Linked DNA regions of Homo sapiens: regions 2 and 3 are each linked to region 1. Evidence: read pairs that join two places in POLR2A ChIA-PET (ENCODE). Cell type or tissue: PC-9. All regions are shown on one strand. Each heading gives the region's core, and the rest is flanking DNA. Links, peaks and the distances in the headings are about the cores only.

What was found. ChIA-PET counts read pairs that join two places held together with the same protein. Peaks named below come from ENCODE experiments on the same cell type or tissue, not always from the same donor. Only the 100,000 strongest peaks of a DNase experiment are listed, where the experiment ranks them.
Region 2: POLR2A ChIA-PET joins it to region 1 with 24 read pairs; 2 of 35 experiments call an interaction of 5 or more read pairs at or near these places.
Region 3: POLR2A ChIA-PET joins it to region 1 with 10 read pairs; 2 of 35 experiments call an interaction of 5 or more read pairs at or near these places.

What each region holds. Positions count from the first base shown.
Region 1 is chr5:81,900,067-81,910,896 of GRCh38, forward strand. It overlaps LOC124901018 (a long non-coding RNA gene), which reads left to right. Exons shown (of 6, transcript XR_007058843.1): 6 at 362-1,428. Among named protein-coding and RNA genes, the nearest start is that of ATG10, 67 kb to the right of the region's middle. RefSeq lists enhancers at 933-1,531, 1,532-2,129. In PC-9, for the core only: no CTCF peak of the experiment used is centred there; a DNase peak (open chromatin) is centred at 5,075.
Region 2 is chr5:82,095,993-82,106,822 of GRCh38, forward strand. All of the region lies in intron 3 of ATG10 (autophagy related 10), which reads left to right. Among named protein-coding and RNA genes, the nearest start is that of ATG10, 130 kb to the left of the region's middle. In PC-9, for the core only: no CTCF peak of the experiment used is centred there; no DNase peak of the experiment used is centred there.
Region 3 is chr5:81,955,156-81,965,985 of GRCh38, forward strand. No RefSeq gene overlaps it. Among named protein-coding and RNA genes, the nearest start is that of ATG10, 11 kb to the right of the region's middle. In PC-9, for the core only: no CTCF peak of the experiment used is centred there; no DNase peak of the experiment used is centred there.

The DNA.
Region 1 (10,830 bases), core at 1,354-9,353:
ATTTGGCTTGGAGATCGGGTAGTGAGTCTCGAGCATCGCATGCAAATGCAGTGCGATTGGAATACTTCAGATTTCTGCATCACCCCGTATTTCTATAATGAGAATGATCATTCATGGGAAATGGTCAAAAGACACCTTCTGGGTAGGGAAGATAATTTATCACTGGACGTAACTAAATTAAAGAAACAAATTTTTGAAGCCTCTCAAGCTCACTTATCCATTGTGCCTGGAGCTGAGGCGTTAGATCAGGTGGCAGAAAATCTTTATGGATTAAACCCCACGACTTGGATTAAGTCTATTGGGGGCTCCACCGTAGTAAATTTTAGAATTATATTTCTCTGTTTAATCGGCTTGCTTTTAGTGTGCCGGACCAGTCAAAGAATCCTGCGTCAAAATCAAGAGAATGAACAAGCCTTCATCGCCATGGCACATTTATATAAAAAGAAAGGGAGAGAAGTTGGGGGAAGTCAGGGACCCCAAACAGAGGGACTGGCTGAAGCCATGGCAGAAGAACGTGGATTGTGAAGATTTCATGGACATTTATTAGTTCCCCAAATTAATACTTTTATAATTTCTTATGCCTGTCTTTACTGCAATCTCTAAACAAAAATTGTGAAGATTTCATGGACACTTATCACCTCCCCAATCAATACCCTTGTGATTTCCTAGGCCTGTCTTTACTTTAATCTCTTAATCCTGTCATCTTATAAGCTAAGGAGGATGTATGTTGTCTCAGGACCATGTGATAATTGCGTTAACTGCACAAATTGTAGAGCATGTGTGTTTGAACAAATATGAAATCTGGGCACCTTGAAAAAAGAACAGGATAACAGCAATTGTTCAGGGAATAAGAGAGATAACCTTAAACTCTGACCGCCAGTGAGCCGGGCGGAACAGAGCCATATTTCTCTTCTTTCAAAAGCAAATGGGAGAAATATCGCTGAATTCTTTTTCTCAGCAAGGAACATCCCTGGGAAAGAGAAAACACACCTGGGGGTATAGGTCTATAGATGGCCCCCCCGGGTGTGGTCGTCTTTTATGGTCTGTAGACTGTAGGGGTGAAATAGATCCCAGTCTCCCATAGCACTCCCAGGCTTATTAGGAAGAGGAAATTCCCGCCTAATAAATTTTGGTCAGACCGGTTGCTCTCAAAACTCTGTCTCCTGATAAGATGTTATCAATGACAATGGGGCCCGAAACTTCATTAGCAATTTTAATTTCGCCCCGGTCCTGTGGTCCTGTGATCTTGCCCTGCCTCCATTTGCCTTGTGATAGTCTATTACCTTGTAAAGTACGTGATCTTTGTGACTGACACCTTATTCGTACACTCCCTCCCCTTTTGAAAATCCCTAATAAAAACTTGCTGGTTTTGTGGCTTGTGGGGCATCACAGAACCTACGGACATGTGATGTCTCCCCTGGATGACCAGCTTTAAAATTTCTCTCCTTTGTACTCTGTCCCTTTATTTCTCAAATGGGCTGATGCTTAGGGAAAACAGAAAAGAACCTACGTGACTATCGGGGTAGGTTCCCTGATAAGTATTCTTAGCAGAAGGCACAGCAAGAGCAAAGGCCCCCAGAGTGGAATGAACTCGGTTTGTGCGGAGACCTGAGAAGCCCTGGTGGCCAGCACACTTGGAACAAGGGGTGGGGCGGCTATGAGTAGATACGCCGCGGGGTCCTGGAGGGCTCCCAGGAGCACAGGCACGTCCTGGTGCAGAAGAGGCCTGCAGAGGGCTGCAGGCAGGGCAGATATATGTGATTTACACGTCAGGAAGATTCTTTCAGCTGGCTGCTCTGGGAAGGATAAATCAGACGGACAGGAGGGAGGCAGGAAGGCTGGCCAAGTGACCATTTATAGGGGGGACGTTGCATCTAGAGGTGTGGTCTTGGGAGCCAGTAAGCAGGAGTTGGATTCAGAATGGACTTTGGAGGGAGAGCTCACAGGATATACTATTGGATTACATGTAAGGGTGAGAAAAGGAGAGGGTTTTTTGTTATTCCTGATGAAAAATGTATTTCATACTCATTACAGAAAACCTATAAATCTTAGGACAGTGTCATCAGGCTACCTATTTTAATGTGTAAACTTAGCTTTTCCTTGAACAAGAATTCTACCATTACTGTTATTCTTTTGAAGATTTCAATGTGCCTTATGAGAGGTTTGGAGGATTATTGAAGTTTAAAACAACAAAAATTGGAGAGAAAAACCCATTTCACCCTGTTTAATATAGAATTTCCTAATTGCGTTGGATCTTAAAATCTTATTTGCTTATTTATTTTTTTGGATGGCTGTTTTGTATAACATCTATTACCATCCCTATCAATTACTACCAGAAAACATGATCTAATGCTGCATCGGATCTTTCCCCCTTGTTTCTCAATATTTTTCTTACAGGTCAAATTAGATCCGGAAGTTCCAAGCTCAGACTCATTTATGTGGTGCACCAACACAGTTCTCCATGAAAACTTTATGGGGATTTAACCTTGTGTTGGCTTTTATCCCTTTTCTTAACATTCTAAAAGGCAAATGTTGTCTGGTTCTTTGTTTCATAGGTTTTGTTTGTTTGTTTTTACTGTGTTCCTAATCTAGAGCTGTTCTATCTACCAACTATTCTGAAAAAAAGAGGCAGGGAACTTGTATAAAATTATGTTTAAAATTGGTATTGTCTCACAAATGTCTTTCTCTTCATGTAGAAAGTGATAGCCAGAGGATTATGACCTAAGCTGATAGCATTCCACTAGTACAGATAAGGAAAACTGAGTTTTAAAGCCAATAATGCACATCTAAGTGTACAGACAAACTCCTTAATTTAAATCTAAGCTTGTTTACTTAATTTGTAATTTGGGAGCAACAGAAGTGGGTATTTAGTGAGGGCCCAAATATCCCGGAGGGGTAGTAGGACAAATATATATTTTCTTTGTCCTTGTATGACTTGGAATCGTCTAAACTGTCAAGAAAAGAAAAAACAAAAACATATTGTTTTCAATATTTTGGTCAAATGTTGGTAATAATAATAATGAATTCTTTTATGCCCTGGCAGCAATTGGTGCTGTTTATATCATTAAGGTAGACAAAGTGTGCCTTACACTCAGCTTTAAGATTTTAATAAAGGAAAAAATCTGTTGGAAGTGTGGAGTATTATCACACTTAAAGAAGCCAATTAAATTAGTCTCCTGATACAGCCTACTTTATAAACTCATTTATCACACAAGTTAGCTGGGTCTGACCTTTCCACCCCTTCTTGGATAAGGATGGTACCAATTTCTCAGTGGCAAAATTATTGATTTTTTTGACACGGCTTCTTTTCCAGTTTGATTTTCCTTTTCCACATTTCTATTCTTGTGTCATCTCAAGCAGAGACTAGGGTCCCATTTACACATTGGCAAGAAAAATGATGTTTGGGAGGGTATGGGAAGCTATACCTTAATGTCCAAGCTAATTATCCACACCCACACCTCATAAATTAACCAGTTTCAACCCCGTGAGCTCTAATACCATTTTCCTGAATTTTAATACTGATTCCTACATGTTAAATGACAATACATTTGTTGCGTGCAATGTTGACTTAACACGTTTGCTAAGCTATTTGAGATTGTTTCCCTTTATCAACAATTTTTCCTGGTTTGGGAAAGGCATCTCTTTCCAAGGAATAATTAGAAAGTAACTACAGCCTTTTACCAGAGTTGAGAGATTTAAAGAAATTAACTATCTTATTGCAGAAACTTTATCTGAAGTCAGTATTTGTAAAAGATAAAGATTTTCCCAGAAAAATAAGAGGGAAAGGGGTCATAGACGGAAAGGAACTTACATTTATTGTGTACTCATTATAAGCCAGAAACTATGCTGGGAGTTCTATATACACTATCCCCTTTAACACCATGAGATGGTCTTTTATCTGCATTCCGTAGGTAGTGAACTGAAGCTCAGAGAGGCGAGAAACTCATGCAATTAGCTGATGGATGTTTGGCCTGGGCTCTAACACCAAGTCTATTGGACTAAATTCCATTCTCCTTCCTCTCCACTATGCGTTGCTGCTTCTGTTGGCATGATCAATACAGTCTCAACACTCTGAGGGTCGCAGCAACCCAGTGACCACAACTGCTTCAGATCTTCAGAGTTCCCTTGACTTCTTTCTCAGTACTGTTGATGGAATGGCAGGAGACTATTATCTGATGTAACTTGAATCTCTCACTCATGGTCAAAAGTAGGCAGTCTCCTAGTGTGAAGCTGGAACACCAAAAAACTCTGGGTGTTCTCACAAGGACAAGCAAGACTATCACCACTTCCTAACAATGGCGGGCTTTGTTTTTTCTTAGTAGCTGGGCTTTTGTTCTAAGGAAGGACATTATACATTTTCCTCTGTGCTATTCACGCTATTATTGGTAGCCACGTAGGCCAACTGCATGAATCACTGATAGGTTCAATACACTAGTATTCTAGACTATTATTCTTAGTTTTTACAAGACTGTTGGGATGTCTGGTTATCAGAAGCTAAGAAAGAACACTAGGGGTGGCATTCCTCTGCGTATATACACTTTTATAAACATCAATGCTAAGATGACATTCCTCATTTCTCTGGATTATGTTAAAGTTCCCTAAACATAGTCCATTTTTTCTCAGACCAAATTTCAAAGGACTATCAAGTTCTAAAACAAATTTGAAATATGTGTATATTAGGATTGAGAAGTAACAATTAGTCTCAGGGCCAGGCAAAGTGGCTCATATCTGTAATGCCAGCACTTTGGGAGGCCAAGGCGGGTGGATCACCTGAGGTCAGGAGTTTGAACCAGCCTGGCCTACATGGTGAAACCCCATCTCTACTAAAAATACAAAAAATAGCCAGGTTTGGTGGCACATGCACATGCCTGTAATTCCAGCTACTCAGGAGGCTAAGGCAGGAGAATTGCTTGAGCCCAGGAAGCAAAGGTTGCAGTGAGTGGAGATGCACCACTGCATTCCAGCCTGGGCGACAGAGCAGGAAAGAATCCATCTCAAAAAAAAAAAAAAAAAGAAAAAAGAAAGCAGGCAAAAGAATTAGTCTCAGGGTTTTTTGTTTGTTTGTTTTGATAAAATATAATGGCATTTCTCTTACTCCAATTCCTATGATTCACCCAGGTCAGAGTTAAAGTTGTCGGATAGCTTCTTCTAATAGAAGCAAAAAGGGATTCTATTTGAGTAATCAAGTTTATTATTTTCCAACAATTAAGGACATAGGGATGTAAAGAAATCTCAAATTTTAAAACTCACTTTTTTTTCTGACTACTAAGGTAATATCATTTTACTAAAATTTTTAGAAGATACACATAAGAAAAAAGAAAATTAAAATGATCTACTGACTTAATATACCAATAAAATCTTTCCACACCTAAATATAATAATTATTTTTATTTATTTATTTATTTTTTTGAGACAGAGTCTCACTCTGCCACCCAGGCTGGAGTATAGTGGTGCGATCTCGGGTCACTGTAACCTCCACTTTCCGACTCAAGCGATCCTCCTGCCTCAGCCTCCCAAGTAGCTAGGATCACAGGCACGTCTGGCTAACTTTTGTATTTTTAGTAGAGATGGAGTTTCACCACGTTGGCCTGGCTGGTCTCAAAACTGCTGACCTTAGGCGATCTGCCCGCCTCAGCCTCCCAAAGTGCTGGGATTACAGGTGTGAGTCACTGCACCTGGCCAAGATAATCATTATTAACATTTATGTAGACTAGGTGCAGTGGCTCATACCCGTAATCTCAGTGCTTTGGGAGGCCAAGGCGGGAGGATTGCTTGAGGCCAGGAGTTCAAGACCAGCCTGGGCAACATAGAGAGACCCTGTCTCTACAAAAATATTTTAAAATTAGCTGGGCATGGTGGCACGTGCGTGTAGTCCCAGCTATTTGGAAGGCTGAGGCGGAAAGGTAGCTTGAGCCCAGGAGTTTGAGGCTGCAGTGAGTTATGATTGTGCCACTACACTCCAGCCTGAGTGACAGAGCAAAAATCTGTCTCTTAAAAAAAAAAGTTCTTTTCTCTTAGCATTTTAAATAACATTGGTATATTAAGTCAGGAATCTTAATTGCAAGCAACATAATGAGCTGTCACTCCTTTAAGTAGAAAGGAATTTATTGAAGGTATTTGGTAGCTCAGAAATTCACAGGAAAGCCTGGGGAACCGGTGCTGAAAAAGAGTGGCTGTAGGAGTGACAAATGGGAGGTTGATAAGCCATGGCTAGAGGCTGGAGCGTGTGCCGTGGAATGATTCTGGCGTGGCTCCCATGCTGCTGTGATAAAGACCTTTGAAGCCTGCACCTTTGCCACTGCTGGCCTAGACACTGATACTGGCTCTGCCATCCCTCCTGCTTTGGAGACATCATTGCTTTCCCTGATGGGATGTGGTTTCCACTACCCTTTCGTCTGTGGGTCACTGATTCTTAATTCCAAGTCCAGGTGAGTCTGGGCATCTGATCAAGTCCAGGCTCCATGCCTGCCCCAGCTGTAAAGGAGCAGTGAGAGAAAGACTCCTAATTTCTTGCCTCTCTAAAGGTGAGGGGCCTTCACTGTGCATGAAGAAATCACGTGGTGGAAATTCTTCAAACCTGGGAAGGGAGTTCAGATGCTGAGCAGCCAAATCCCACATGATGTTTGCCACAGTGAGCTCATCCAGCTTTATATAGCTCTGCATCCTGCTTTCCCCTCAAACGTTAAATCATGACTATTTTCCTAAAACATAAAGTATTTTTCAAAATTAAGATTTTTGATAACTGTGTAATAAGAGTCTCAACTTGATCAGTAAATAGCATATGTCATATCAATTGTCCTAAATAAGGCTTGAAAATCGTAGGAGTTACAATGGTAGAAGCAGCAACCTCAGCATAGGCATTTGTGAATTCTTTTTCCAGCTTCAGTTAGTGCTCAACAGGGAGGAGGCCACCACCTCTTGAGCTCAAGCCGTCATGTCTTGGGGCACTGCCTAAGATGGCCTAGTTAATCTGAGTGAGGCAGGACAGCCTAGAAGGGCAGGCTCAGGTGCTATCTCTGCCTACTTGGCTGGGGCAGGCAGTGGGGGCACGAACCCAGCTGCAGGAGCTGAAAGGGAGTTCAGTCCAACAGCAAAGGAACTCAATATCTGACCAGGTTGCAGTGCAGTAGAGGCTGTCAGCCTTGGTGCATGATGACTCAGGAAGAATCCAGCACTGTGGACATTCAGGATTGAGAGTTCCAGCTTTTGGCCTGAGGTTTAAGAGCAGCCTAGGGACTAAAATATAAGAACAAGTTGGGCATTAGTTTTAGATGAACTCATATAATAAATGAATTACCAAGACAAGGACAAGAGATACAGCAGGGCTGCAGTTAAAAGATTGGTGAAAGCAGGTTTTGCAAGTCTGGGTATTGGAATTAAGGGACACGCTCTGCTAGCTGCCCAGGAGTGTGATATTGGATTTCAGGCTCAGTTTTTAAAAAGTTGTTCCTGACTGAGGTTTGGCCTGGGAAATTCAATTGTGGGAAGGGTTTGACAGTACAGCTTCAGAAGGAAGGATCCTTCTGAAGGATACCCCCGTGCGGACAGCTTCTGGGGCTGGAGGAAACAAGGCCATGGGAGAAAAGCTATGTTCACCAAGGTAATGCATCTGTGTGTCAGGAAGGCAGGCTGGAAACAATGCGTGCAGGTGCAGAGTGGGCTCGAGGAGCTCTACCTGACGGTGCTGCAGAAAGCTGTCCTCCTCCCTGTCTTGGCTTCTCTGAGGCAGTGGAAAGCTACCTCTTTTGTTCTCTCTGGGATGCCATGAAAAGGTCCGCTTCTCTTGTTCGGTTTGTATATGGTGTTCTGGCCCCTGTGGATTTCTTCAACATAAGAGTTTTCCAATATCCCAGCAACCATTTATAAAAACCACGGCTCAACTCCTTTGCCCTGGAGACTCATCTTTTAGATCATCTGCAACTTGTTGAATGCAGAAGGATCCAGCGAACCCACATAGAGCAAACACCACACATTGAGTTATAGCCCTCAGGTACAATGGAATTAACTGGAATAGAAATTGTCATTCTACTTCATGTAACTTTACGTTTTAATGCCATGGAATTTTAGCCACAGAACGTGTCAGCAGCATGTTTTGCACTGACGAAAAAGAGAGACTACTACGTCGGCCACAGTGTCATTACTCTTCCTTCTGCATAACTACGTCCATGCCAGACGTGTGGCGTCTGCAGAGGACTGGCTGTGAACCCAGCAGACCCACGTTACCATAAATGATCGTCATCATCCCTCAGGAGGCTGCACCACATTTGCCCACAACCATTGGATGGACCTACCTTTTAAAAATAGATGTGTTTTTGCACTCTTGAAACTACTTATTTTCTTACTCTTTGTCACAGCCAGCCTAGTTTAAGCTGATGGTAAAAAGAGGTTTTGGAGGTTTTCCACCACAAGGTTATTTAAAGTTCTTTGAGCTGCCGCCAGACCTTCATTTAGCATTTTAATAAACTTCCTGGGCCAAGGAGTAATTTTCCTGTATTCTCTTTGTCCTCAGCATGAAGTAATAGTACAAAAGAGGGTCATCATTTTTAGGCCAGTCATCTGCATCAATTATAAAATTATCCTCATGAATAACCAGATATAAGGTCTAGGATATAGAAAAAGGGGAGCAGGTTTCTTTCTGTGATTAACATTAAGGGGGGGTCATAGACACATCAAGGATTTAAGAAAGTGCCAACAGAAACATTTTTTACACAGACAGTTAGAAAGGACCTTTTAAAAATTGCACATACAGTCGAGTTATAGCAAGATAACTAGAATTAAATTGCCTAAACATTTGCTTACTTGAGGTGTCCTTATCTGAGCCTCTCTAAAAGCAGAAGTACCAATAGACTCACATGTTTACACAATGATATGGAAATCGACCTCCAAGACTGTTGTACGGATCCCCAGAGAATTTTTTGGAACCCGCATCTCTGGGTGCAGTGTGATGTCACTTTTCACTGTTTCTAGGCATTGGGCCAAAACTCAATTTCAGGAAAATAATTGCAAAAATGTTTAAATAATTTGCATGAGGTTTGTGAAAGCAAAGGAAAGGCTGCCTACTCCATTCCCAAAGGAGATTTCAAGACACAATCAATGTTAGGCCGCAAAACACTGTTTAGACAGAATAATTATCAGCCCTTTCCTTTCTCTTTCATTATTAAACTGAGGCCTATTCCCTCTGAGGGTTTCACCTGGCATATGGAAATACTGTTGTTGCTAAGTCTCCTTTATGGAGGTTCAAATAAGCTAAGTAAATTCAGTTTGCTGAATTGGCTCATTCATGGGCATTATTTGACATGAAGTTGTCTCTATGTCATGATTAACTTTTTTGTTTCTCTTCATGTTATAATCAAGTATGATGGAATTATATAGGATGGCTTCCAACTATGTGGAGAATTATTTGAAAATATATTCCAATGCTGCGTTAATTTCATTAAGTGTTGACTTCTTAAAACTGAACTCAAAGAACCCTAAACAACAAGATCTTTAAAACAATATAGAGAAGGATGCTATGGATTGAGATGGTATTAAGACAGAAGTGAAGCCATGCTTAAATTGCATTAAAGTTATCAATGTTCAAATTACAGTACAGTCGTTTCTTTAGGGGACTACTTAAAGTATTACTAGAATTGAATCAAAGTTATTTTTACAAAGATTCTTGAAGTGGCATTATCTAATTTAAAGAGACCTGGCTCCCTTTCATACTGTATTTTATTGATTTTGATAGCTCAGGAATGGAAACATTGAATAAGTGGCACTGTGAAAGTGCAAACAAATACAATTTCACTTCCCCATCACCACCACTTACCATACTCCCCCTTCATACCACATACCCCACACACACTGCCTGTTCAAACGCATTCTGTGAAACTAGTTTTTCCACTGTCTTTGGGCATAGGCTATCATATATGTGTATATATGTGTATATATATGTACACACACACACACACACACAGCTGACCCTTGAACAACATAGGTTTAAGCCATGTGGGTCCACATGTATGTGGATTTTCTTTTTCCTCTGGCACCCCTGACACAGCCAATCCAACCCCTCCTCTTCCTCTTGCCCCTCAGCCTACTCAACATGAAGACAATAAGAATGAAGACCTTTATGATGATCCACTTTCACTTAATGAATAATAAGCATATTTTCTCTGCCTTGTGATTTTCTGAATATCATTTTCTTTTTTCTAGCTTACTTTGTTGTAAGAATACACAATATATTACCTATACAAAATATATATTAATGGACTGTTTATGTCATCCGTAAGGCTTTTGGTCAACAGTAGGCTATTAGTAGTTAAGTTTTCAGGGAGTCAAAAGTTATATGGACTTTTGACTGCGTTGTTCAAGGGTCAACTGTATATACACACATACACACACAGGTAGATATAGATCTAGATATAGATTCTTAGCTAACAAAATATACTGTGGACACTTAATTATAAAAAGAGACTTATGCCAGTAAGTGTTTAGGTCTATGTAATAGTTAAAACTTGAGACATAGATTTTAAGTTAAAGTGTCTCTTCCTGCTTGGGCATGCAGTGGGAAGTGGAGAGAAGTTGGCTGCTTCTCTCTTTACCCTGCCTTCTCTTCCCTGCCACTCTCTGCAGGGAAGTGACTTCTAACCCATGTAGAGTCAGAAGGTGGGTGAGACTGGTGCTGGCATTCTTCAGATGAGGTGGAGTTTAAGTCTGATTTTTTCTGTCATGAGCATGTCTACATGGGCATGTTTATATATTTCTTTCTTTCTTTCTTTTTCCCTTTCTCTTCTTTCTTTCTTCTTCTTCCTTTTTTTTTTTTTTTTTTTTTTTTTTTAGATTCCCACA
Region 2 (10,830 bases), core at 864-8,863, 200 kb after region 1:
CAGTCTATCAGCTTCTTTCCTTTGCATTAAATATAATTGCGTGCCACTAATACTGTAGGCTAGAAACTAGCATTTATTACCAAATACATCACTAATCTTTCAAATAAAAACACTGGCACATCAGCTATCACATGGATACCGTTTTATAGTCAAATAAAGACTCAAAGCATCAGTGCTACAGTCTGTCTGGGTTTGGAATATTTTTATGCACTGCTGTGAGAAAAGCAGGTGCACTCACACATCTATTTCTAAGATTTGTCTATTTTGTCAGATGATTTGGGTTTAAAATTTCTGCAGATGTCAATTTAAGCCATTTTTGCTATTAGTAGAACAGTTTAGAAGTTAGCTCTTGTAAGTCTCACAGATATATATTTCCTGTGGAATGACTTAAATCCAAAGTTAGCTCAAAATGAAACCCTCCCCCTCTGAATATTGCTGTTTCAGCCTCACAATCTTTTCCAGTCATAGTATCAATACTCCTTTGCAATTTCTTTTGCTGCCCTCTAGCCCTTGGCTTCACCTTCCATTACTGTATTTCCTTGATGAGAGCATGGACCAGGCTCTGAGGTATAGAAAGAAGGAGTCCATAGATTGTGGACTAGGTGGGCCAGCTTTGTCATTGAAGTCTTGAGAGTGCATAATGGGGCCCATCTGTCTATAATAGTCAGTGTCTGTTCACTGATATTGGCATCCTGGTGAGAAGTGTGAGCTAGATTGGTAATTTAGCATTTCATCCTAAAGCGAAAGTTTCTATGAACCAACATCATGTAGACTAATGCCCTTGCTTAACAAAAGAAGTCATCAACTAGTAATTCCATATCCTTTCATACTGTGCTCTGCCACCTCTCCACTGCCCCAATCCTTTTTTTGTAAAATCATCTGATCAAATAATATCTCCTGTCTTTCAATTACTTTCATATTATTATATTTATTTTTCTTAAATTACCTACAAGGAAATGTCTTCTCAGTTACCTCAAGGTTAAGGTCAATTAGCTCCATTTGCTTAGTAGTGTGTGCATTGTGAAGCAATAATATATCTAAATTAAGCAAAATTTAATCTCCCATAAAATTATGGTTCGTTATATCTAAAATATCTTTTGTTATATGTTTTGTAGAACAGAGTTTTTAGTCAACCTTGATTTTTTTGTTAAAGAAGGAATTTTCTTTCTTAAGGAAGAATGCTGTCTAAATACAAATTATTGTTATTGTGGATACTAATGACCTTTATTAAAAATTAAATTTTTTTGTATTGAAATTTAAAATTTAAAAACACCTTCCTTTTGCCAGAACCCAAATATTCCTGATAAAGATCAAAGGTCACAGAATTAAATTAAAATGATCCAGTAGTAAAATAGCAAAGTATTTAATAAATTCTTTTCACAATTGCTTAAATTATGTGAAAAGGTTTATCAAAACATCTAGGACCATCTTAAATTACAACACAGTATTTACTCAAAGAAGTCTCAGGAGAAGTCACAATAGATCCATCTGGAAGGATTTCAACCTCCGCAAAAAGATAGCCATGTTTAAAAACGAAACCCAAACTAGAAACACAAATCATTTTCCTCATTTAATTTTTAAATATATTTAAGTCATTTTCCATTGTATTATAGGTATTAAAAGTAATGGCAGAAACAGCAATTACTTTTGCACTGGCCTAATAGCTCAATTTTAATAATCAAAGATGCTAGCCATTAGGGTACAAATAATGGGCATATTTCTACTCTAGTAGAATGTTTTTAACTATTGTTTGTATTGGTCAAAAAACCAAAGCAATATTGTAAAATTGGGGTGTCATTTACCGTACCCCAAAAGCAATGTGTCTGAAAGAAATAATTCACTATGGTGTGTGCTTCAGAGGGATCTGGAATATGGAGCTTGAAAACTAGAAGGAAGAGAATGGACATCTTAAAACTATTTTAACAACAACAAAAAACGAGCAATAAACATGACATTTTAAAAAAAGGATAGACTGTAACTCCTAAGGAAATCTTGTTTCCCCCTGTGACGTTGAGTCTGTATTCTGCTGCAGTCTTAACCATCTCATTCAACAGTGGCCGCTTGACCATCTCATTCAACAGTGCCCAAGACAGTCATTTTTCAGCCAAGGCTCTCAAAAGCTAAAGCCAGGTAAAGGTGTTAGGTACTTTTAATTTAGATTAATTAATCAATTTTGATACATAGGAATGAAACATTTAAGTCTTTCCTTAAGTTTATTATTTTAATACCTAAAGAGATAGACTATATGGCAATAGTGAACTTAATTATTTAATTGAACTTAGCTTTAAACATTTTATTGTTAATATTGTTGTTGGGTTTTTTTTTTTTTTTTTTTTTGAGACTGAGTCTCGCTCTGTCACTCAGGCTGGGGTACAGTGGTGCTATCTCAGCTCACTGCAACCTCCGCCTCCTGGGTTCAAGCAGTTCTCTGCCTCAGCCTCCCGAGTAGCTGGGATTGCAGGCGCCCACCACCACGCCCTGCTAATTTTTGTTTTTTTAGTAGAGATGCGGTTTCACCATCTTGGCCAGGCTGGTCTTGAACTCCTGACCTCGTGATTCACCCGCCTCGGGCCTCCCAAAGTGCTGGGATTACAGGCGTGAGCCACTGTGCCTGGCCATGTTGGTTTTAACTACCACTGCAAACAAAGGGGTTATCGTTTATAGACTTCCATACTTGATTTGACTTGGAAGACAAAACCATTAGCTAAATGGGACTGGTAAAGAATTTTCAGGTCATTCAGAATTGACTAAGATTTGGAGAAACAGTCATAGCTGCTGGAACAATGTGAGTTCACAAGTGCTGCTGAATAGATAGTTCTTTAAGTGATCCACAACAAGTCAGCCTGACCCAATTACATGGGTCTTTGTCCAACTCACCCACAACATTTAGACTTGTTGGCAGCATTGAAGTAAAATAGAAATATGAACTTTATAAGATCAATAAAATGGCATTACATCTTGAATTTAATTTAGATTTAACCAGGGACTTGAACTGACATGAACCATGAACCAAAAGCTAGACAAAACTGTACTAATTTGCCAATCTTTCTTTTCCTACCAAAAGGAAGAGAAAAAGCTATCAGAGTGGTTCACACTGCAACCTCACCTAGATTTATATTTTCTCAGATTATTCATTGTAAAAGATACTAGATATTTGTCAGCCAAACTTGAATATAATATTTAGTTGGAAAAAACTTTACCTCTATAAAGGAAAGAATGGATGTGGTTTGTCCCTATTTCATGGTAGCCTGATAAATTTTTAAAAAGTACATCGATTGGATAAAAGATTGATAAACATATTGAATAATTAAAAGGAATGATAATTTAATTATTGAATAATTTTAGTTATGATGTAACTTAAGGGATATTGGTATAATTATTGAGAAAATATTTACTTTATCTTTTAATCAGAAATAAATACATTAATATATGTATATTTAAATATTTCTGTATATTATTTTTTAATCAATAGAATTACATTTATAGACACATAGAACTCTTATAGTGACTGAACCTACAGGAAATGAATAGTGACAATGAAGGTAATATCCAATGTTTGGCATTGTGTATATTAGACTGCACCTTTTGTTCAGAAAATAGTTACATAGCTCTTTTAAAGTCAATAATAATAATCATAAACAAGATAATCCCATCAGCACAAGTCAGTCTTACTCTGTATATTAATTTAGCATAGTATTACACTTAATGAATTATCATTAATCATAAATATGTTTTTACATGTGCATATTTAAGGTCTTTAACATTTGCAGTCTTGGTTTTTCTGAAGGCCTAAGCTAAAAGACATTCATTTCAAATCTGAAAAGCAGCATAATCAGTCTTCTGAACCTACTGCAATCAATATCTATGCAAATGGGGTGGTTATGGAATTTACACTGCTTTGTCAATCAATCACTAGTCAAGTTCCCACCTTACACTCAATGTACTAATAGATTTTTTTTTCTTTTTAAAGAGACAGTGATTTCTGATTTCTTTCTTTCTTTTTCTGTGTTTTTTTTTTTTTTTTTTTTTTTTTTGAGCTGGAGTCTCGCTCTGTTGCCCAGGCTGGAGTGCAGTGGTGTGATCTCGGCTTACTGTAACCTCTGCCTCTTGGGTTCAAGCAATTCTCCTGCTTCAGACTCCTGAGTAGCTGGGATTACAGGTGCCTGCCACCACACCCAGCTAATTTTTGTATTTTTAGTAGGGAGGGTTTCACCATGTTGGCCAGGCTGGTCTCGAACTCGTGATCTCAGGTGATCCACCTGCCTCGGCCTCCCAAAGTGCTGGGATTATAGGCGTGAGCCACCGCACCTGGCCCAGTGATTTCTTTTTTCTAAGTATTTGTTATATAAATGGGTGGTGGTGTTTTGACTGCCTCCCCATCCCCACGTTTTCCCTGCATACGTACCCATCTTCACTGTGTCAGCTCATACTGCCAGTCTCTCTCTAGGTGGTAGTAGTTGGGGAAGGTGGCTTCCTGAGCTCCACCTGCTGGGCTTCCCATGGCCCAGTAGTTGGCCCCTGAATTCTTAGAAAGAGAAAAAGATCTTTGGGAATTCAGAGGTGGTTGAACTAGCATCCCCAGAGCATTCATCATTTGCTTCTTGCCCACTAGGAGAGAGATCTTCAGTGTAGATCTGGGCAAAAGAAGGGCTCTGTCTTTTGCCTTGATCATCACCTAAAGTTCTATACTTATGTTAAAGAGAAAAAAGACTGAAATATACAAGGCAGGGAAAGTCTGGTGTAACAGCACTTCCAATACACAAAACAAAACAAGAACTAGTTTTTTTTTTTTTTTTTTTTTTGGCTGCCTGTAACCACAGCATGAGTCTTCAGTCTAGAGGACTGTTGAAGAGGCTAATGCATAAGGCTGTCTTGGTATGGGGTAAAAAAGGAAGTTAATAATTCCCCTGTTCTTTGAACTGGTCAGATTACATCTGGTGGATTGCATTGAGCTGTATTCTGAAACATTTAAGAAGGATTCTGAGTAGCTTCAACCTGTATAGAAGAGGATGACTCAGATGGTGAGGAAGCTGAAAATGTTATTTTTAAAGTAGAGAGGTTATAGGTAAAATGTGTTGTTGCTTTTCAAATATTAAAAACTTATCCATAGTCTCAGTATGTGAGTTAGGAATTAAGTTCCTAATTAAGTTGTGGATAACAAGAATATACACATAAGGGTTGTTCTCTTATATAAACAGAGTCTGGAGATAGTAAAGCAGCTCCATAAAGTCACTGAGTACTCCGACTCTGATATCCTTCATGTATGATTATTTCCATCCTCAAGATCACCTTGTGGTAAGTTGCTCAGACTCTTGCAATCACATCCTTTTTCCAGACAGCAGGCAGAAGGGTGGGTTTGGTGTGGAGGAAGGGCACGCCTTCTCTTTTTAAAGAAGGCTTTCCAGAATTCCCTTTCTACTCATCTTTTTTGGCCACAACTTGGTCTTGTGGCCATACCTGGCTGCTATGAAGGCTGGAAATGTAGTTTTCTAGCTAGGTGTATTGCCCAGGATTCTATTATTAGGGAAGAAGGAGGACAATGGATATTGAGAGGCAAATAGCTTGGTATAGCATGTCTAAACTCAGAAGGCAGAATGGATCAGTAGGTAGAAGTTAAAAAGAGTTACATTTTACTAAATATAGAGAAGAATTTCCTAATAGTTTCATCTGCCCCAAATTCAATGTGCTTTTTTAGAGGTACTGATGTCACTGTTGTTGAACATTCAAAAGCAGCTGGTAAATTGCTTATCAGGGAAGTTTTAGGAAGAGACCTGATATGTAGTTTTTTCCAATACTATGTGCCAAGACTATTTCAATATACCTATGCAGAAGCCATGCTGAGTTTTAGTTTGATTAACTATTCTTATAAGAGGTTTCGATAAAATAAGATTTCTGTTTACTACAATCAATAATGACAAATGTTCCGTAAAGTGAACACTTAGTACACAAGTCTTGTTTTCATATTGTGCAGATGCCAGCATATTCTTTTAATGGAAGGCACTGTTGAAATAAGATTCTGTGGACACATACTGACTTCACACACTTAGCAGTCTTTCTGATACATAAAGTTCTGTGCCTTATGACTTTTATTATAGAATAATTTGTTACAGGAAAGATTTGATCAGTTGACTCAAATTTCACTCAGTATAGCTGTGACATAGATACATTTTAAGATTTGTGGCACATGAAATGTATAGCCTCAGTCTTACTTTGTGGTAGATTTTTATTTTCCTGAGGTGTTTCAATTATATATGTTTCTTCAGAAAATAGTAAGATGTTGGTGTGGTATGTATTTTGGATTTGTATTCACAGTCCTCTAATTAAGAGATCTAGACATATTAGAGTTATGACTTTTTAAATTTTAGGCTATTGTGTCCTTCCCTGCCTCATGAGTCTGTAGTAAGTAGACTGAAAGTACTCCAGTACATACATCTAGGTCTGTGCTCATTCTTACTGACACAGATAATATTAAGTAAACACAATAGTTATTGAATGTCTACTCCAATAGAAACAGAAGGAGAAAATCTATTGTTTGCCAAATTAGAAAAATGCCATAGATAAAAGAAACATCATTTTCAAGATTCCAAACAGGTAAACCAAGTATCAGTAAGAACACAATGGCAAACACTGTTGAGTTGGGCTCTTTTAAAGACTTAAATAACTCTTCCAATACATAAAAAGACCAGCCACACATAAATTGGACTATATATATTTTCAAGGCATGCTTTTGACCATCCTTCTCACAGTGTTTTTAGCTGATACCCTAACTTTCTAATACTTATTCAACCATTTACAGTTCAGCTGTGCTTTGTGTAAACCACTGTTGGATCCTAGCTGGTTAATCCTCCTCTTCATTGGCATCCAAGCCTCATTTTCACCCAATTTTAATGCTTGTAGTTTGAGGAATCCTAACTTGATCCTCAGATGAAATGGTTAACTAATATAATATGCACTGTGTTGAACTGAATTGAGTTATGTTTTCTAAAGATGACAATTTATTTTTTTTAGGGTGGAGATTAGTTTAAAAAAAGGGGACTTGATTATTTGTCTTTTTCCTTCCATCTTCCCAACTCATCCCTAAGGAAAAAAAGGGCCAACTTTCTTCTACCACTTTTTATTTCTAAAACTTTGCACAAATAACTCATCTGGAGCTCAGGTTGTTTGTTTGTAGACAGGGACAATAATACCTATTATGTAAGGGTTATGACAAATTAAATTTAATAAATATGTTTTGATCTTTTTCTGTGTTCTTGGTCTAGTAAAATGTAAAATAATTTATTTGTAAAGCTTTTATGACAGTATCTGATACACATTGATCAAAAATTGTTGATTTCTTTTGTATTCTAAAATGAAGTCCTAACATAGCAGGGACCCCATTAAGCCAAAAGTCCTAGCCCTTTATTCCATGGACATCTAAGTTTAGCATCTCCTTGCTGTGCTTGCAGTTTTGGGATTCACTCTTACATAAACCTGTGTGCCCCTCTATCTCTTTTTCTACCACTTACCTGGGGCTTGTTAACAGGTCTATTTCTTGTCTTACCTCCTGCCTGCTGCTTCCCACTTGTCCTGTTTCCCCTGCCCCCAGGGACTTAAGAAACCCATACTCAGTTATGAATGTATGCCTTGGGTGGGTTTCCTTTAGAAACCCATACTCAGTTATGAATGTATGCCTTGGGTGGGTTTCCTTTAGAAACCCATACTCAGTTATGAATGTATGCCTTGGGTGGGCTTCAGTGGTTCTCCACAGCTTCTGCCTACAAGTGTTTTAAAAAGCTTGGTGGGTGTTCACAAAGTGATCCCACTCGTGCAACCAATTCCCAGATGAAGAAACAGGACTTTACCAGCACTCAGGACTCTCTCTTGACATTTTCAGTTACTACCTGCCCCCAACAGTCACTACAGATTGACTTGTTACACTACAATTTATTTTTCCTCTTTCTTCTTAACCTTAGATAAATATATCATACATATTCTTTCATGTCTGTCTTCTTTTGTTTGTAAAATTCATCAGAGTTGCATGTAGTTATTTGCTCATTCTGCTTGTTGTATCTAGTTCCACTGTTCAAATATACCATGTTTTGTTTATACATTCTACAAAATGATAGATGTTTATGTTCCTTCCATTTTTTGGCTATTATGAAAAGTACTGGTATGAACATTCTTATATATCTTTTTTGGCGAACATCTGTACATATTTCTCTTGTGTTATACCTGAGAGTGGAATTAATGGGTCCTTGTGTATGCATATGTCTACCTTTAATAGATTCTGCCCAACCGTTTTCTAAGGTAATTGTAATAATTTATGTTCCCACTTGCCAAATAGTTCTGAAAGAGTTTGTTATCTTTCCATAGGGTGAATGAAGTAGGTGAACTCCATACTGGAATTTTCTCATCTTCTCTCTTGAAAATTAACTGTCAGTTTTTAGGTCATGCTAAAATACTTTTTTTTTTCAGTTTTAGATGAAATTTTGTGCAATTATAAGTTATTAATATAAAAAATTGATACAACTAATTTGTTTTTCTGAACACTATTCAAACAACTGATTTAACATCCGATTTTATAGGTAAATTAAGTAGTAATGTTAACTGACCAGATTCTGTACTGGTTTTGGTTGTCATATTGGGATTAGCTGAAGGCAAGAGAAAGAGCAGAGAGTTACAATAATTTAAAACTCAATAGTTTTTTCTTAAACACCATTATTTAATTAAATTATCTGTCCAGCAAGGATCTGATAAATAATACCTTTAGAGACCTACTGATTTAAGGGGGAGACAACTTAAGCTTTATTGTTAAACCTATATATGAGATTATATTGAATTGTCATATACAAGGTCTTTTGTTATTATTTTCCAGGGGAAAAACATCTAGAATATAAAGTTATATTCATTTAAATGTATTTTTGTTTCAAAGTGTCTAGTATTTGTTGATGTTATAGGTGTTTTGAAATAAATGTAACATAGTTGAATTGGTTTTGTGATCAGTTTATGCTGCATCCATCTAGAAATCACTGAGTTATTGTGGCGAACACCTAACAATGTCAGTGTTTGATGTTACCACACACTTGCACATAATGACGTCAACAAAGCGGGAGCCTGGTTAATGGCTTTCTTCTCTACAGAACTTGTTCAGTAATTTGCTGTACTGGTATTGGTTAATAGGGTAAATTGATTACTGTAAGGAATGCAAAAAGCATAGATTTTATTGGATACTACTGTTTCCTTTTTGCAATAAACCACATCGTAAATTTCCTGTGTTCATTCATCATTGGGTTTATATTATGTTAAATGAAAATGAATCACATTTTCTGAATATTTTTTTCCACACTTCAAAATGTCTTTTTAGATATTGTCTGCCAGCTAATTTACAGCTCTGAAACCTTGTTGTATCATTTGGAATAGAGCATTTGATAATTTAAAGTGGAATGAATCATTGTTTGATGAAGAATTGCTGTTAAATCTTTTGGGATGTAAGAATTTCTTTGCTGCAGTCATATATGTAACTGTATATTTCAGTGAGAATGCCCTCTGAACATTAGAGGACATATTCATGAATTGAAATTCCAAAAACAAATCTAATGATTTGACAGCTCTGCTCAAAAACAGAAGCTCAGCATTTTAGAGGTTGCCATTTACTGAATGAGTCAGAGGGAGTCTGGGAATACCCTTCTGTACTCTGACTCTTTTCTCCCCACTCCTTTGTGCCTGGCTGCCATTGTCCTATGGCACCCACCTAACAGAGTGGCACCCAGTCACCAGCCAGGCTTTGATTTTGTCAGTTGCAGAGGCTAACAGTCAAGAATCTCGGCACAAGAATGCCAATAGTAGCTTACTGCAGTGGCTAAACCCTTGTTCTTGTTCACATGGAGATTTCTTAAGGAAAAAATGATTTCCAAGCTATGCAGAATGGACTAAAAATACAATTTTGACTTTCAAATACCTGATTTCAATAACAATTTTTAGTGTCTAAAAATTAAGAATAGAATTAATTTTGTTATACATTGTTTGAAAGTAACTATAATCAAATCAAATATATTGACTATTTTTCCTATTTGGCTTCTTCTGACTAAACTGTTGCATTTAATATTACAAGACTTCATTTTTATGGATAATCAAGAATGTGCATGAAACCTTAATTTCCAGCATAGAGGGTAATTGCTCAGTAATCATTTACTTTCTTTAAAACATAACTGCATTTAACTAAGAAAGTAAGAAAAAGAGCTATTTTTAAAAATGGCATTGAAATGGTGTATAAGATCAAACAGCGTATGAAAAATATACCCACCTTGGTGTTATTTTACCATCTTTTACCTCAGTAACTTAAAGTGGACCTTTCTAGTTCACTTGTTTAGTCACGGGATCATAGCAGCTTGCTCATCTCTAGTGGTATGAAGCCGTATTTGAGAGGTTGGGCAATAGAGCCCTACAGTGTTATGTGATTTGCTCAGTAACAGAGGTAGCTCCAGCATGCACACCTCTGAACTGCATGAATCCACTGCCTTTTCCACTTGCCTGTGGTTTACCATTGTTCTTTGTTTCATTTACCAGGGTGAGATCTCATTTAACATGTTTTAGATTACAGAGGTTTTATAGTAGAGCTAAAAGCATATAAAACAAGAATTTATTAGAAAGGACACCAATCTTTAACAGCCTCTGCTGGTCTCAGGTTAATCTTACTATGGTATCATTTTCTTAACAATGGACTATCATAAGCTATATCATAGCTCTTATACACATTTATGCAAAACAATTAAACTATAGTGTATGAATAAACATTCCCTGACCCCCACCTGATTTTCCTACCCCCTTCTATGAGCAAGCAGATGGCCATTT
Region 3 (10,830 bases), core at 1,034-9,033, 55 kb after region 1:
GCGTTTAGACTCTTTTTCATCAAATATAAAAAACCCAGCCCAGTTCATGGCTCGTTCGACAGCAACCCTGAGACGCTTTACAGCCCTAGACCCTAAAAGGTCAAAAGGTCGTCTTATTCTGAAAATACATTTTATTACCCAATCTGCTCCTGACATTAAATAAAACTCCAAAAATTAAATTCCGGCCCTCAAACCCCACAACAGGATTTAATTAACCTTGCCTTCAAGGTGTACAATAATAGAAAAAAGTTGCAATTCCTTGCCTCCACTGTGAGACAAACCCCAGCCACATCTCCAGCACACAAGAACTTCCAAACGCCTGAACCGCAGCAGCCAGGCGTTCCTCCAGAACCTCCTCCCCCAGGAGCTTGCTACAAGTGCCAGAAATCTGGCCACCAGGCCAAGGAATGCCTGCAGCCCAGGATTCCTCCTAAGCCACGTCCCATCTGTGCGGGACCCCACTGGAAATCAGACTGTCCAACTTACCTGGCAGCCACTCCCAGAGCCCCTGGAACTCTGGCCCAAAGCTCTCTGACTCCTTCCCAGATCTTCTTGGCTTAGCGGCTGAAGACTGATGCTGCCCGATCACCTCGGAAGCCCTCTAGACCATCACGCACGCCGAGCTTCGGGTAACTCTCACAGTGGAGGGTAAGTCCGTCCCCTTCTTAATCAATGCGGAGGCTACTCACTCCACATTACCTTATTTTCAAGGGCCTGTTTCCTTTGCTTCCGTAACTGTTGTGCGTATTGACGGCCAGGCTTCTAAACCTCTTAAAACTCCCCAACTCTGGTGCCAACTTACATATACTATTATAAGTACTCCTTTTTAGTTATCCCCACCTGCCCCATTCCCTTATCAGGCCGAGACACTTTAACTAAATTATCTGCTTCCCTGACTATTCCTGGATTACAGCTACATCTCATTGCTGCCCTTCTTCCCAATCCAAAGCCTCCTTTGCGTCCTCCTCTTGTATTCCCCCACCTTAACCCACAAGTATAAGAAACCTCTACTCCCTCCTTGGTGACCGATCATGCACCCCTTACCATCTCATTAAAACCTAATCACCCTTACCCTGCTCAATGCCAATATCCCATCCCACAGCATGCTTTGAAAGGATTAAAGCCTGTTACCACTCGCCTGCTACAGCATGGCCTTTTAAAGCCTATAAACTCTCCTTACAATTCCCCCATTTTACCTGTCCTAAAACCAGACAAGACTGGCAGGTTAGTTTAGGATCTGCACCTTATCAACCAAATTGTTTTGCCTATCCACCCCATGGTGCCAAACCCACATACTCTCCTATCCTCAATACCTCCCTCCACAATCCATTATTCTGTTCTGGATCTCAAACATGCTTTCTTTACTATTCCTTTGCACCTGTCATCCCAGCCTCTCTTCACTTTCACTTGGACTGACCCTGACACCCATCAGGCTCAGCAGCTTACCTGGGCTGTGCTGCCACAAGATTTCAAGGACAGCCCTCATTACTTCAGCCAAGTTCTTTCTCAAGTATCCCCCTCCAAAGCTCAAATTTCTTCTCCATCCGTTACCTACCTCGGCATAATTCTTCATAAAAACACACGTGCTCTCCCTGTCGATCTTGTCCGACTGATCTCTCAAACCCCAACCCCTTCTACAAAACAACAACTGCTTTCCTTCCTAGGCATAGTTAGATACTTTCGCCTTTGGATACCTGGTTTCACCATCCTAACAAAACCATTATATAAACTCACAAAAGGAAACCTAGCTGACCCCGTAGATCCTAAATACTTTCCCCACTCCTCTTTCCGTTCCTTGAAGACAGCTTTAGAGACTGCCCCCACTCTAGCTCTCCCTGATTCATCCCAACCCTTTTCATTACACACAGCCAAAGTGCAGGGCTGTACAGTCAGAATTCTTATACAAGGACCAGGATCGCGTCCTGTAGCCTTTTTGTCCAAACAACTTGACCTTACTGTTTTAGGTTGGCCACCATGTCTCCGAGCAGCGGCTGCTGCTGCCCTAATACTTTCAGAGGCCCTCAAAATCACAAACTATGCTCAACTTACTCTCTATATTTCTCATAACTTCCAAAATCTATTTTCTTCCTCATACCTGATGCATATACTTTCTGCTCCCTGGCTCCTTCAGCTGAACTCACTCTTCGTTAAGTCCCACAATTACCATTGTTCCTGGCCTGGACTTCAATCCGGCCTCCCACATTATTCCTGATACCACACCTGACCCCTATGACTGTATCTCTCTGATACCACACCTGACCCCTATGACTGTATCTCTCTGATCCACCTGACATTCACCCCATTTCCCCATATTTCCTTCTTTCCTGTTCCTCACCCTGATCATGCTTGATTTATTGATGGCAGTTCCACCAGGGCTAATCGCCACACACCAGCAAAGGCAGGCTACGCTATAGTCCAAGCCACTAGCCCACCTCTTAGAACCTCTCATTTTCTTTCCATCGTGGAAATCTATCCTTAAGGAAATAACTTCTCAGTGTTCCATCTGCTATTCTACTACTCCTCAGGGATTATTCAGGCCCCCTCCCTTCCCTACATGTCAAGCTTGAGGATTTGCCCCCACCCAGGACTGGCAAATTAGCTTTACTCAACATGCCCCAAGTCAGATAACTAAAATACCTCTTACTCTAGGTAGACACTTTCACTGGATAGGTACAGTCCTTTCCTACAGGGTCTGAGAAGGCCACCGCAGTCATTTCTTCCCTTCTGTCTGACATAATTCCTCAGTTTAGCCTTCCCACCTCTATAGAGTCTGATAACAGACCAGCCTTTATTAGTCAAATCAGCCAAGCAGCTTTTCAGGCTCTTAGTATTCAGTGAAACCTTTATATCCCTTATGGTCCTCCGTCTTCAGGAAAAGTAGAACGGACTAAAGGTCTTTTAAAAACACACCTCACCAAGCTTAGCCACCAACTTAAAAAGGACTGGACAATACTTTTACCACTTTCCCTTCTCAGAGTCAGACCTGTCCTCAGAATGCTACAGTGTACAGCCCATTTGAGCTCCTGTATAGATGCTCCTTTTTATTAGGCCCCAGTCTCATTCCAGACACCAGACTAACTTAGACTGTGCCCCAAAAAAACTTGTCATCCTTACTATCTTCTGTCTAGTCATACTCCTATTCACCGTTTTCAACTACTCATACATGCCCTGCTCTTGTTTACACTGCCGGTTTACACTGTTTCTCCAAGCCATCACAGCTGATATCTCCTGGTGCTATCCCCAAACTGCCACTCTTAACTCTTGAAGTAAGTAAATAATCTTTGCTGACAGGACTATGTTGAATCTCCTTAGGCACTCTAATTAGATGTCCCAGGTCCTCCCAATTCTTAGACCTTTAATACCTGTTTTTCTCCTTCTCTTATTCCGTTTAGTTTTTCAATTCATACAAAACCGTATCCAGGCCATCACCCATAATTCTAAATGACAAATGTTTCTTCTAACAGTCCCACAATATCACATCTTACCACAAAATCTTCCTTCAGCTTAATCTCTCCCACTCTAGGTTCCCACGCCGCCCCTAATCCTGCTCGAAGCAGCCCTGAGAAACATCGCCCATTATCTCTCCATACCACCCCCAAAAATTTTCACCATCCCAACACTTTACCACTATTTTGTTTTATTTTTCTTATTAATATAAGAAGACAGGAATGTCAGGCCTCTGAGCCCAAGCTAAGCCATCATATCCCCCGTGACCTGCACGTACACATCCAGATGGCTGGTTCCTGCCTTAACTGATGACATTCCACCACAAAAGAAGTGAAAATGTCCTGTTCCTGCCTTAACTGATGACACTGTCTTGTGAAATTCCTTCTCCTGGCTCATCCCGGCTCAAAAGCTCCCCTACTGAGCACCTTGTGACCCCCGCTCTGCCCACCAGAGAACAACCCCCCTTTGACTGTAATTTTCCTTTACCTACCCAAATCCTATAAAACGGCCCCACCCCTATCTCCCTTTGCTGAGTCTCTTTTCGGACTCAGCCCACCTGCACTCAGGTGAAATAAACAGCTTTATTGCTCACACAAAGCCTGTTTGGTGGTCTCTTCACATGGACGCGAGTGAAACTCAGGGTTCCAAAGTGCTGGGATTACAGGTGTGAGCCACTGCATGTCGCCCTTGGTATTATTTTCTACCTTCCTCATCACCATCTTTTTCTTAATCCTCTACATTCATTTAGACTTTTTGGTTCTTGGCTCATTGTCTTTCAACCTCACCCTAAGGCCTCCATGAATGACCCTTCCACTACTTTACTCTCATAGTTCTGTGCCTATTCAATGGTTAGGGCCTTTACTGCCTCTCTATATCGGCAACTCAGCTTGGATTGATCTCTGAGCTTTGTGCCCAACTGGAACAAACTGATATATCTGTAATTTCAACATCAGTCTCCTCCTCTCCAAACATGTCCTCCTATTCTGCTAGTTATCACTCTCTATTTCTTTTTTCTTTTCTTTTTTTTTGAGATGGAGTCTCACTCTGTCGCCAGGCTGGAGTGCAGTGGCGCGATCTTGGCTCACTGCAAACTCTGCCTCCCGAGTTCAAAGGATTCTCCTGCCTCAGCCTCCCAAGTAGCTGGGATTACAGGCGCCTGCCACAATGCCCAGCTAATTTATATATTTTTAGTATAGACGGGGTTTCACCATTTTGGTCAAGCTGGTCTCAAACTCCTGAGCTCAGGCAATCTGCCCACTTCGGCCTCCCAAAGCGCTGGGATTACAGGCGTGAGCCACCACGCCCAGCCTCATCTCCCTTTTATACTCTTTCTCCCAACCAGAATGAGTGGTACTGGGAAAAACAGTCACATAAAATTTAGGAATTAGGACCTCCACAAACAGAGGAATCCAGTCTTAGCTATACTCTCAAATCCTATATATCTGTTCTCAGCTTCTCCTCTTTCAAATCTATTTTAAAAGTTTACTTGTTTTCTAAGCCCCTCTCCTCACTTTTATTTTATTTTTTTAATTTCAATAGGTTTTGGAAGAACAGGTGGTGTTTGGTTACAAGGATAAATTCCGTAGTGGATTTCTGACATTTTGGTGCACCCATCACCCTCTTCCCCACTTTTAGAAAATGGCTGTGCTTGGCCAGGCGCGGTGGCTCACGCCTGTAATCCCAGCACTTTCGGAGGCCAAGGCGGGCGGATTGCCTGACCTCAGGAGTTCGCGACCAGCCTGGGCAACAAGATGAAACCCCATCTCTACTAAAATACAAAAAAATTAGCCAGGCGTGATGGCGGGCCCCGGTAGTCCCAGCTACTTGGGAGGCTGAGGCAGGAGAACTGCTTGAACCTGGGAGGCAGAAGTTGCAGTGAGCCGAGACTGCGCCACTGCACTCCAGCCTGGGCGACAGAGTAAGACTCAGTCTCAAAAAAAAAAAAAAAAAAAAAAAGGAAAATGGCTGTGCTTACTTCCCATGTTACAGAGAAAGTGGAAGCTATCAGAAATGAAGTTTCCTCAATCCTTTCTCTCTGGCATTTCTTTCCTCTCAAACACAAAGCATCTATTTCCAGTACATCTTTCTCCTTTGCCCTTCTTCCAGTTAATACAACTAAGTACTTGGGACTCACCCTGTGTCTCTTCAGGGGCTGTGTTGTCTCAATTATCTCCTCTTTTCTTCTGGTTCTTGTGCTTGGCCTACAAACTGGATCAAAGTCACACCCATTTAAAATGTGAAATACAAAAGTACCCCCCACCCCAACACTCCTTGGCTCTTATTCTTCCCTACCTGCTACCCTTTTTCCTTCTCTTCATAGAAAACTTGAAGTCTCCACTTCCTTGCCACTCTGAACATTTTGTTGTTTTTATTTTATTTTATTTTTTGAGATGGAGTCTTGCTCTGTCAGCCAGGCTGGAGTGCAGTGGCGCGATCTTGGCTCACTGCAACCTCCACCTGCCAGGTTCAAGCTATTCTCCTGCCTCAGCCTCCCGAGTAGTTGGGATTACAGGCACCTGCCACCACACCCGGCAAATTTTTGTATTTTAAGTAGAGACGGGGTTTCACCATATTGGCCAGGATGGTCTCGAACTCCTTACCTCGTGATCTGCCCACCTTGACCCCCCAAAGCCCTGGGATTACAGGTGTGAGCCACTGTGCCAGGGCTACTTATTCTTTTAGAGAGGCATCCGCCATCATAACACCCAAACTGCTTTTGCTAAGGTCGTCAGTGTCTTCTTAATTTCCAAAGCCAATGGTTGCTTCTTAGCACTTATCTTCCTTGATTTTCTTTGCTTTATTTTTGACAGTTAACCACTCTCGGGAAAATTCTCTTCTTGGTTTCTTATGATACTAGTCTTTCCTCATGCCCCTCCTAATTCTAAAAGAATCTTTAGAATTTGAGCATCTTTTCAAATATTGATGTTCCCTAAGATTTCACCCCCAGGTCTCTTCTTCTCTCACTCTATGTACTCTCCCCAGAATAGCCTCTTCTGTGACCAGAACTGCAATCACCTGTAAATCAATGACACCCAAATACAGGGACTGACTTGTTCTGAGGGGGTTAGAATCTAAAGTCAGCGTGAAAGGCAAAAATAAAACCGAGTTAAAATTATCTTTGAAAATCTTTAAAATTTCCTCTAAAATACTGTATACACGATTTTGAATGTATATACTATCAATCAAGAAATCCTACACAGCCAGTTTTCCTCCGCTATTGGAACAGAAGGTTGTTTCTTTAGTTAAACGCCAGATGAAGTTGTTGGCTTGCATTTAGCGGCCATGTTATAAGAAAAATATGTTTTTGTTTTTTGCCAAATGCATATAGTAGAGTTAATATAAGTTAACTAAGCACAGGAGATAACTTCACTGTATATATTTTCAGCTTGACCTCTTCCATGAGCTCTGGACTTATACACTAAACAACTGTCTATTGGATATCTCCTTTTGGATATTCCAATCCAGATTGTTTTAATTATATTTCTGAAAGCTGAAGAAATGAGATACCCACATTCCATTTAGCAAAGGCATTTATTGAAAGGATACAGGGATGTGACATGGGTGCAGCACACAGGCAAAGTGTTTTCATAACATCTTGACTGTTGCCCTTATTCCAGGCAGATGTCCTCTAGCACTGTCCAGCTGCCTATGCCCCAGTCTTCCCGCCTGGGGCCTTAGGCAGCTTCAGATTTGTGGAATCTCTAGGCCGAGCATTACACAAGCCGATAACCTCAGTCTGAATGGCCTTAATGAGACTAATGGAATTCATAAGGATCTGGGAAGGCATTGCAGTTCTTTATTTGTGTCTTTTCAAGTGCTATACTTCACCTATTGGCTGTTACATCACTCTCTGGACCATCTTCATGAGGACCTTATGACCAATTAGCCAAGTGAAATCCCAGCATTTCCCCATTTACCAGACTGAACATCTGACTTTTACACACAGCATGTGTATTATGTATATTAAGAACCAATATCAGAGATAAGTCTGTGAGGTGATGCATGTTACCTCCTCTTTATCACACCCATCAAACAGCATAAAGAATTAAAACCATCATAGTATTAAACAGTTAAACATTACATAAAAAATGTAGCAATACTCCTAACTGTGGGCAGCCTCACTCCAAATTCAGCATTCTGACAGCATGTAATTTTAATGGGATTGGACAGTTTTCATGGTATCCTCTTTCTTCCCTGTCGTTATTCACGTCTCATTGTATGCCTGCTTTGTATATATATATAGAAGGATGTTTCTTTCCATCTTTCTACTATCTATCCCTTCATATTTATACGATCAGCCCCTCATATGAGGAAGACTGAACCACAAAGGGGCATTCTCCATGGCCAACTCTGGACTGCAGAAGGTAGACACTGCCCATCTGGAATGTCCCATTATCATCCTTTGCTGGCATTACATTTTGGCTTTTTTCCCTTTGAAGTTGACCTCTTTTCCTCCATTGTTACTCCCTTTACAGAACAATAGGATACAATTTATACCCAGATGACAATCCTTTCTTTCTGTCCAAACATAGTAAAGATTATAAATAATTTGTTGTCATTTAAAACCACAGATATAAATTTTAATTTTTAAATTGAAGTTAACATTTTTATTATAAAATTTTTATTTTTAGTATTTTATTTCTTTATTTTTAATTTTAATTTTTATTATAAAATCATATCAGTGATAATACATTATTTTGCTTAACTCAAATACCAAAAACATATGAAGAAAAAAAAAAAATCACCCATGATCACCTGAAGTTAGAAGTTCGAGACCAGCCTGGCCAACATGGTAAAACCCCATCTCTATTAAAAATACATAAAATTAGCCAGGCATGTTGGTGGGCACCTCTAATCCCAGCTGCTTGGGAGACTGAGGGATGAGAATTGCCTGAACCTGGGAGGTGGAGGTTGCAGTGAGTTAAGATCCTTCCACTGCACTGTAGCCTGGGCAACAGAGCGAGACTCTGTCTTAAAAAAAAAAAAAAAAAAAAAATCACCCAAGATCTTCCTACCTAGAGGTCACCATGATTAATTTCTGATTATAACCTTTTACTGTTTTTCTACAAGACAATCAATGAGGTAATTCTTTAACACTCTGTTTTGTACCTGGTCATCTTTCCTTGTTAGAAAATACAGATTACACAATCACAGTAACGATTGTTGGTATGATTTCATTGTCTCTAGGTATCAATCCCTTAAATTAAAAAATGTATATATTTTGGTTTCCACAGCCCTGCAAAGCTGGGATTATTACCGATTCCACTTCATAGAAATATAGATCCTGAGGTTCAGAGAAAGTAAGTGACTGCCCAACATTTACATACCATGGAAGCGACAGGACTAAAGCTTGCCCTATGACTTCTTGACTTCAAATTGGTGCCCTTTCCACAGTATGTCTCTTGTCTCACTAATGAGATAATGCAGATGAAGGGGCTGGGCAAGTGCATATTATTGTTATTGCCTCAGGAGGCAACTCCTGATTTGATCTGAATCTAGAGCAGCTTCCTGAATTAAATCTGCCCAGAGGCTCCCAGGTTTGCAGACTAAACTTGTCTTTATGCAAAATATCATTATAACACACTAATATCAACATGCAGTTGAATCCTATAATCATAATTAATTCCTGATTAGTAAACATAGCCACACAACATTTAAGGAAACAGATCATTATTAAACAAGGACATTCAAGCCCTTACTAACAAAAGATGGACCCTGGAGCATGTGCATTGATCTTATCTCATTAACCCTGTGGTATTTTCTTTGCTGGATGGTGAGTGCAAAGTCCAGTACGAAAGAATATCTTGATGCATGGTACCAGGGAGTCTATCCTGGGGCCCAGAATGCACAGTGTGTTTGAACCAAACTTCTGAAGAATTTATGAGATTCTGTAGTTCTTTTACTGTCTAGATTATTTTCCACCAACTGCTTTCCAAATCAGTGAATTATGGATACAGCGTGCTGCAAATATCCTGTTGGACTCTTCTTTTCTGCATTGTCCAAATGTGTTATACATTCTTCTATCACAGTTTGCTATTGATCTACTTTATCATTTACTTCTTCTTGAGCCTTTCACCATCTTTCACCATTCTTCATTCAAGGTCCCTTTGGTCAAGATTTGGCTCATTTTCCCACGCCTGTGCCTACAAAGACCCTGGACTGCCCTTCCCTTCAGTGGTCCTGGACACTTCAGTGAGGATTAGGACTGAAAAGCCACAGGGGTGTAAATTGCCAGGCCATTATTAAAAGATAATTTCAGAAAAGGGTGAAATCATGACTTTCATACAGATATACCAATGAACATGTTTAAAAATTCATTTTACTCATATGAACCAGGCAAAATGGGATAGAACTGGTTTTTCCACTGGAGGGGTGGGGCAGCCAATTCAAATCACTACCAGACAGGATATAATTTACATATTTACCAATAACCTACAACTTAGCTCAATTGTAACAAATGTACCACACTAATGCAAGACGTTAATAAAAGGTAAAACTATGAGTCGGTTGCAGATAGAGAGATAGATAGATAGTAATTATCCATAATATCTGCTCAATTTTCTGGAAACATAAACATTTTCTACAAAGTAAAGTCTATTAATTTAAAATAGTGATATGATACTGCCAAAAAAAAGGGTCTATATCACAGTGAAGTTGAGAGAACTGATAACAGTAACAGCAGGGTGATTCAAGCTCTCCCTTACACTTTATTGTTGCCTTTAATACATATGAAGTACATATATGTTTTTGGGGTTTTGTTTTATTTTTATATTTTTAATAATTTTTGAGGTATAATTTATATACAATAAAATGCTCCCAAATTAAGTCTACAGTTCAATGTATTTTGATAAATGCATACACCCCATATGCTACCATGGTCTGAATGTCTTTCCCCAAAATGAGATCTTAATCCCCAAGGTGATGGTACTAGGAGACAGGGCTTTTCAACAAACTCAGAACCAGGTCCTCACTAGACACCAAGTCTGCTAGTGCCCTGATCTTGGACTTTCCAGCTTTCATATCTGTGAGACATACATTTCTGCTGTTTATAAGTCACCCAGTTTATGGTATTTTGTTATAGCAGCCCGAATAGACTAAGACAACATGTAACCATGGCCACAATCAAAATATTTTCATTATCCCAAAATGTTACCTCATACCCTGTGTAGTTAATCCTGTCTCCAATCCTCAGCCCTTAGCAACTACTCATTTATTCTAGATTAGCCACTCTAGATTAGCTTTGCCAGTTCTAGAAAATGGTATCATACAGTATGTATATGTCTGGCTTCTTTGCTCAGCATGATGTTTTGAGATTAATTCATGGTTGTATTTAGCAGTAATTAGTTTCTTCTTACTGCTGAGTAGTCTTCCATTGTATGAACA